Linked DNA regions of Homo sapiens: region 1 is linked to region 2. A link is a contact called in ENCODE POLR2A ChIA-PET data. All regions are on one chromosome and are shown on one strand. The core of a region is the stretch at or near the end of the contact, and the rest is flanking DNA. Distances in the headings are between cores, read along the strand shown.

Evidence for each region. ChIA-PET counts read pairs that join two places held with the same protein, here RNA polymerase II (POLR2A).
Region 1: POLR2A ChIA-PET joins it to region 2 with 21 read pairs in activated naive CD4-positive, alpha-beta T cell. The contact joins the enhancer-like site here to the promoter of ECRG4 in region 2. POLR2A ChIA-PET finds 5 or more read pairs at or near these places in 3 of 52 experiments (H1, HCT116 and activated naive CD4-positive, alpha-beta T cell).

Annotation. Positions count from the first base shown.
Region 1 is chr2:106,143,353-106,146,864 of GRCh38, reverse strand. It overlaps UXS1 (UDP-glucuronate decarboxylase 1), which reads left to right. Exons shown (of 15, transcript NM_001253875.2): 6 at 1,495-1,675. Among named protein-coding and RNA genes, the nearest start is that of UXS1, 49 kb to the left of the region's middle. RefSeq lists a silencer at 2,998-3,292. Within about 2 kb of position 2,129, at least 3 of the 41 ENCODE cell types and tissues checked have a DNase peak (open chromatin) inside an H3K27ac peak, as active enhancers do.
Region 2 is chr2:106,064,096-106,067,220 of GRCh38, reverse strand. ECRG4 (ECRG4 augurin precursor) reads right to left here and starts at 1,533. Exons shown (of 4, transcript NM_032411.3): 1 at 1,378-1,533. The coding sequence starts at 1,456.

The DNA of each region.
Region 1 (3,512 bases), core at 880-3,379, 79 kb before region 2:
ATTTTTAGTTTATAGCCTCCCCTTACTTCTCCTCTGCCATTTTTGATCTTTTTCATCCAGATGGCTTCTTTTTTTTTTTTTTTTTTTTTTTTGAGATGGAGTCTTCTCTGTCACCCAGGCTGGAGTGCAGTGGTACGATCCACTGCAACTTCCGCCTCCTGGGTTCAAGTGAGTCTTCTGCCTTAGCCTCCCAACTAGCTGGGATTACAGGAGTGTGCCACCACGCCCAGCTAATTTTTTGTATTTTTAGTAGAGACAGGGTTTCACCATGTTGGCCCGACTGGTCTTGAACTCCTGATCTCAAGTGATCCACCTGTCTCGGCCTCCCAAAGTGCTGGGATTACAGGCATGAGCTACCACTCCACTCAAATCCAGGTGGCTTTACTCTCTCACCGTGGTGAATACTTCATCGTGTGTGAGATTTCATTTATTTTAAACAGGAGTTTCATGGAGAATTACATGTTTTAAAACCATAGACCTAGGAGTTTGTATACCTTTTATTTTAGGTAGAAAGGATTGCTGTCTTCCTATTAATACTTTCCGTTTGAAACAGAAGGGTGAAATGAATGAGAATTTTGGTGAAGAGAAGGCAGAGTGGAGAACAGGATACAGCAGGCTAGAGAATTGAGTTGTGCATGGCACGTCTGTTTTCTGAGCCTATTCTTTTCACTCCCACCGCCTATAACCTTCCCCCAGATGAAATTCCCTTTATCCTCCTCCAGTTACACCATTTAATTTGAATAAAATACCTGTGTTCAACTTAAAAGTATTTTTCAAGCGCAGTTGACTTTTCACCTTTGCAGGGGTCTAGGTTTTGTTATTACTGAGTTACCGTCAAGACCCCTCACAGCTGCCTCATCGTGCTCTGTGGCTGGGAGTGTATACCACACTGGGTTCACATCACCATTCAGAAATTAACCACACAGTGGACTTAGGCGTTTAGGGCTTTAGTCTACAAACAGCATGTATTGCTTATTAATTTGTTCTCATAAACAATTTAAAAGATATTTGTTTTTCCTGCAGTTTTTGAATCTAACTTAAATATTAAGTTTTTTTTTCTTGGTAGTTCACCAAATCTCTGCATTTTGCTAATCGTTTTTTCTATAAAGTAATTTTTAAAGTTCTCAGCAGTAATATTAAAGCCACGTGAGCTATGTCCAGCATCCCATTTGTTATAAAACAAGAACCTTTGACTAATGGGAAATTCTCAGTCAGCAAAGACATTTTGAAATTTGTAACTATGATTTTTCTGTATTCTTCCAAGACTGGTAGTTTGAAATTTTAGGCTGCTTAGGAGTTTACAGATAGTATGACCTCTTTGTTCTGCAGTAAGAGTCAAGATGCTACCTTAAAACCTTTGCTGTCTTCCTTCCCCGCCTTGCTCCTGAGTTTTAAGTCGTGGCTGCACCAGAGATGTCTCTCCGTGGAGCTGGTCCTCACTGTGTTCTCATGTGCTTTTTCTGGGAATGCTCTGCACACGCTGTCCGGATGCAGATAACAGGAGGCGCAGGGTTCGTGGGCTCCCATCTAACTGACAAACTCATGATGGACGGCCACGAGGTGACCGTGGTGGACAATTTCTTCACGGGCAGGAAGAGAAACGTGGAGCACTGGATCGGACATGAGAACTTCGAGTTGATTAACCACGACGTGGTGGAGCCCCTCTACATCGAGGGTGAGTGAAAACTGCACATTGTTATTATTCAGAGCTCCGCAGGTGGCCTTGCCAGAGCTGCGGGATTCCTGAGGGTAAGCTGTTTGACTCAGCACATTGAAAGCTATGTTGGGTTTTATTTTTGAAATGTCTCAATATGTATGAGGTGCCGTCCTAGTCTGTGTGATAACGAGTGGTTATAACAGTGTGAATAGCCGTCTTCTCTCCTACGTGGCACCCCTGGTCCTGAACTTCATGGACCTGTTGAAGTAACTTTCCTGTAGTACACATCTGCTGTGGTCTGAATGTTGGTGTCACCCCAAATTCATATGTTGGCATCCCAAGCCCCACAGTGATGGTATTAGGAGGTGGGGCCTTTGGAGGTGATGAGTTCATGGAGACAGAGTCGTCACAAATGAGATTAGTGTTTTTATAAAAGAGGCCTGGGAAAACCCCGTTGGCCTTTCCACCGTGTGAGGACGTGGCGAGAAGATGCATATATGAACCAGGAAGCAGGTCCTCACCAGCACCCAATCTGCCAACCCCTTGATCTTGCTAATTTGATAGAAAACCATTGGTTCAATGTACATTTCTTTGGTTACTAAATATGGTTAGAATTTAACATGTTAATTCACCAGAGAAATACCAATGGTTTTGTTAGTCCATTTTAAAAATATTCTTTTAGTATGAGTTCTTTGTAATAGGAATGTTAACTGTTGGGCTTGTATTTAGCATTTTTCCCACAAAGGCAAAAAGTTTTTGCCTTTTCGTTTGAGTGACATTTTATAACATAGTTTCATCTGTTCATATTCTTCTTGCTGTTTCTTCTGTTCTCTTTCTGCTCTAACCGTTCCAAGATGAGATGAATATTTAATCTAATATTTAGAAAGCAGCCATGGTGTTAATTTTGTTGGTTGGTTTTTTGCTTCATTTTTAAACGTTTAATTATGTAATCTGTTTAGGATTCATTTTGGAGTGAAGCTGTAGTTTTTGTAAAGTATAACAGGCTATGTAGATTATAGCTCAGTGGGCTCACTTTCCTCTTGGATTTCCTCCTGGGATTGCTGTGGGGTTAACTGAGGTCATACATGTGACAGGGCCTGGCAAGCAGATTCTCACAGTTCCCTGCTAAGATGCCCTTTCCCATTGTTCAACCCAAGATGCTAGGTGGTGCTGTCACAGGACTTTGCTGATAGAATCAAGGTTATGAACCAGCTGGCTTTAAAATGAGGATGATCCTGGATTATCTGGGTGTGCCCCCACATAGTCACATGAACCGTCAAAGGCAGCAACAGAGAATGGAAGAGTCAGGTAGAGAGACTGGGTAGAAGAGATACCGCGGGGAGACCAGGCAGAAGGGAAGCTGGAGAGGTTTGCAGTGTGCAAGGGACCTGACCTACCCTGGCTGGCTTTGAAGGAGCCATGTGCGGGAGAGTGTTGGCAGCCTCTGGAAGCTGAGAATGGCTCCCTGCTGAGAGCCTGTAAGGAGACCTCAGTCCTGCAGCCTCAGGGAACTGAATTTTGCTGTCATCCTGAATCATCCTCTGAAGAAAGGAACACAGCCCTGCTGACACCTTGATTTCTGCCTGGGGGCAGGCAGAGCTGAGAACCAGCTGAGCCATACTGTGCCCGGTCCTGTAGACCTGTCAGATCGGATCGTGAATGGATATTTTTTGAGCCTCTAAATTTGATTAGGCAGCAATAGAAAACTACTGTGAGGACTTAGCACAGCACTGGGCCCTCATTTCACTAAGTGCTGCCCAAATTATACCTTTTTTTTTTTTTTTTTTTTTTTTTTTTTTGAGACGGAGTCTCTCTCTGTTGCCCAGGCTGGAGTGCAGTGGCACGATCTCAGCTC
Region 2 (3,125 bases), core at 284-2,783:
TCCCAGATTCAAGCAATTCTCCTGCCTCAGCCTCCCGAGTAGCTGGGATTACAGGAACGTGCCATCACGTCTGGCATTTTTAGTAGAGACGGGGTTTCTCCATGTTGGTCAGGCTGGTCTCGAACCCCCGACCTCAGGTGATCTGCCCCCCCCCCCCCCCCGGCCTCCCAAAGTGCTGGGATTACAGGTATGAACCACCAAGGCCGGCCCAGATGTGCTTCTTAAAGTGGCAAGAACAAAGAGTGGGAGGCAGGTAAACCATACAACGGGAAATGACTGATTAGCTTCGCCTGTGATTCTAAGGTGGAACAATAATCCTCCCCACCTGAACAGACCTCACCACGCCTCCTGCTGTTTTAGCAACCCCGGGGCTCCATCCCAGGGCTCCTACTGAATGTCCCCTGCCTCTTCTCACCTCGAGTTCAGTTTCCATACCTGTTTCGAATGAGCAAAATACAGAAACTGAGCAACCGAGTGAGCCTCCCTTTTACATTAGGCAGTGCCCAGCTGCTTTGCAGTGGGACAGCGCCAGTCTCAGGCTCTTGGGCAAGTCACTTCATACACCAGTAACTCTGAGGTAACAATCCCTGCCTCCCCTAGTTGTAAGCTTCAAAGGCAGTCATGTGTCCTTGAGGCCACTTGTGAACCATAAATGTTCCTCCTACCCAGTGAAGGTGGTAACTCAGGACAAACCACGGCTTCAGATTATGGTTCCTAAAGTGGGGCCTGTGGAGCCCAGCGATCAGATATCGGAGCACCCATCATTCTGGGTGTGCGTGTGAATGCACGTTTTACAGAGAGCGAGCAGAGAATTTCAGAGTTTTCAACCGATTCGCTGGGAGCTCCACGAAGCAGGAAAGATTAAGCATTACTCCTTTAAGAGCCTTTCCCCTCTCTGGGGTGTGAGGCCTGTGCCCAGCTTTGCAAATTGCAACTTGACCCAGCTGGGAAGCGCAAGTCAACTTGGTTGCTAAGCGACTGCCTGGAAGGGAATGGCGGTGATGGTGCCATTTGCCTCCTCTGGGTTACCAGCTGCGTAAAGCCCCCACAACCCTTTTGCCCCTTACGTTAAGCCACGAAACACTACTTGCCCACCCTTCGGACGCCTGGCCCTCCTTGCCCAAGGTTGCCCGGGAGATCTGAGACCCTCCCCTTGACCCCGGTACTCTCTCCACCCTCACAAGGGCACCACTTCGCACTTGTGCGAGTGCAAAACCCCAGACCCGGTCCTCTACCACCCCTTGGCCCTGCCTAGGCTAAGGATGGGTCCCTACGCCGCCACCCCATCACCGATCGCTCTCCCCGGGCACCATGGAAGCGCCACATGGGGCCAACCCCTGGTGCCGCTATCAATCAGCCTGGCATCGCCCCGCTCACCTGGGCCCCAGCACAGGAGCAGGAGCAGCGCCAGCCCGGTCAGGGCCAGGACAGCAGGCCGCGCGGGGGAGGCAGCCATGGCGGCGGGGCGCGAGCAGGAGGGCGAGGGGCGCACTTCGAGGTGCTGCGAGGGAGAACCGGGCGCGGGAGAGGGGTGCGAGCGGGCAGGCGCGGCCGCGGGTTATCCCTGCGTCGCTGCCGGGGCGGGACCCAGCGGGTGGGCGCCGCGCCAGAGGGCTGAGGGCCAAGCGGCTGCGCCCAGCGCACGGGCGAGTACCACCGAGGTCCTCTCTCCCGCCCCGGCCCCAAGGGGAACGCAGCCCCTGGGCTCCAAGGCCAAGGATGCTTGGCCACGGAGAACCGCCGGCGGCGGGGGCCGCGTGGCCAGCGCTGCCCGCAGCGAAAGCGGTTAGGACAAGCTGGGTTCCGGAGACCCAAGGAAGGGCAGAAGGCATCGGGAGAAGGGACGAGGCCCCCTGGCCACTCAGAGGGAGGACTTGCCGGATCCCAGCGCTGGGGTGTCTCCTTGGCTCCCCCACTTCCTCCGCCCGCCCCAGCCGCGCCACTGTTCCCCTTACTCCTCACCCCTTTCTTCCCTATCTCCCTCCCTCCCTGCTTGGGGGCCTTGCTTCTGCCTGGTTTGTAAAGTGGGCTTTGGAATTTCCTTAGTTCAGAGCTGCTCTTAAGGATGCCTTAGGCGGGGCTGTTTTTGAGATAGTTTGAAAGATTCCACAGTCTGGGTTCAGAGCTGCAGTCCGGGAAATCGTCTCACCCAAACTTCTCCAATAGAAAAGCCTTTGAGAAACCAGGAACCTGGTGCCCTGCAGCTGTGAGCAAAACCACTGCTTCCCTTTGCCCGCTCTGTAATCTGGGCACACTTCAGCGAGCGATGTTAAGGTGAGACCCAAGGGAAACGCAGAACTGCATCCCAGTAACTGGCCTGTTCAACTGTAGAGGACACGTGAAAGGAGGCGTAGTGAACAAAAACTAGAACAACTTTATCCCAACGGACTCTGAGCGGGTCACCTAATTATTCTCTCCAGGCCTGGGCTACAAAAGGATGGAGATGTGAGATTACCTTTCCTGTCTTCCCATCTCAGATCTGCCCTGAACTGAGCTGATTACCTCTTTCCTTCACCAAGGTTCTCACTTATTTTCCCCTCCCTGAGACGGAGTTTCACTCTTGTTGCCCAGGCTGGAGTGCAGTGATGGGATCTCAGTCACTGCAACCTCCAACTCCGGGGTTCAAGCGATTCTCCTGCCTCAGCCTCCTGAGTAGCTGGGATTACAAGGCATGTGCCACGAGGCCCAGCTAATTTTGTATTTTTAGTAGAGAAGGGATTTTACCATGTTGGCCAGGCTGGTCTTGAACTCCTGAACTCAAATGATTCACCCGCATCGGCCTCCCAAAGTGTTAGGATTACAGGTGTGAGCCACCACACCGGCCAGTATTTTTATACCCTCCAGTGGTAAGCACTTACTGTCTCTCCATATAATTAGCTCTCCATGCAATGCAGTTGAATTTCTCCAGCAGGAAGGAGAAAGAAGTCTTCTAACATTGAGCTAGTAAAGACAGATGGTGGCCAACCAAAGAAAAAAGTGCAAAGTGGGTCTGAGTTAGATCATGATACTGCCCAGGGTGTCAGAGAGAATCAGAAGGATAATGTTACACATCTAGCTATCTTGGGGAAGTGCTTCTAAACCCTTGAGGAAACTGTAGAATAGGGGATAGGAGTTTTAAAAGTAAC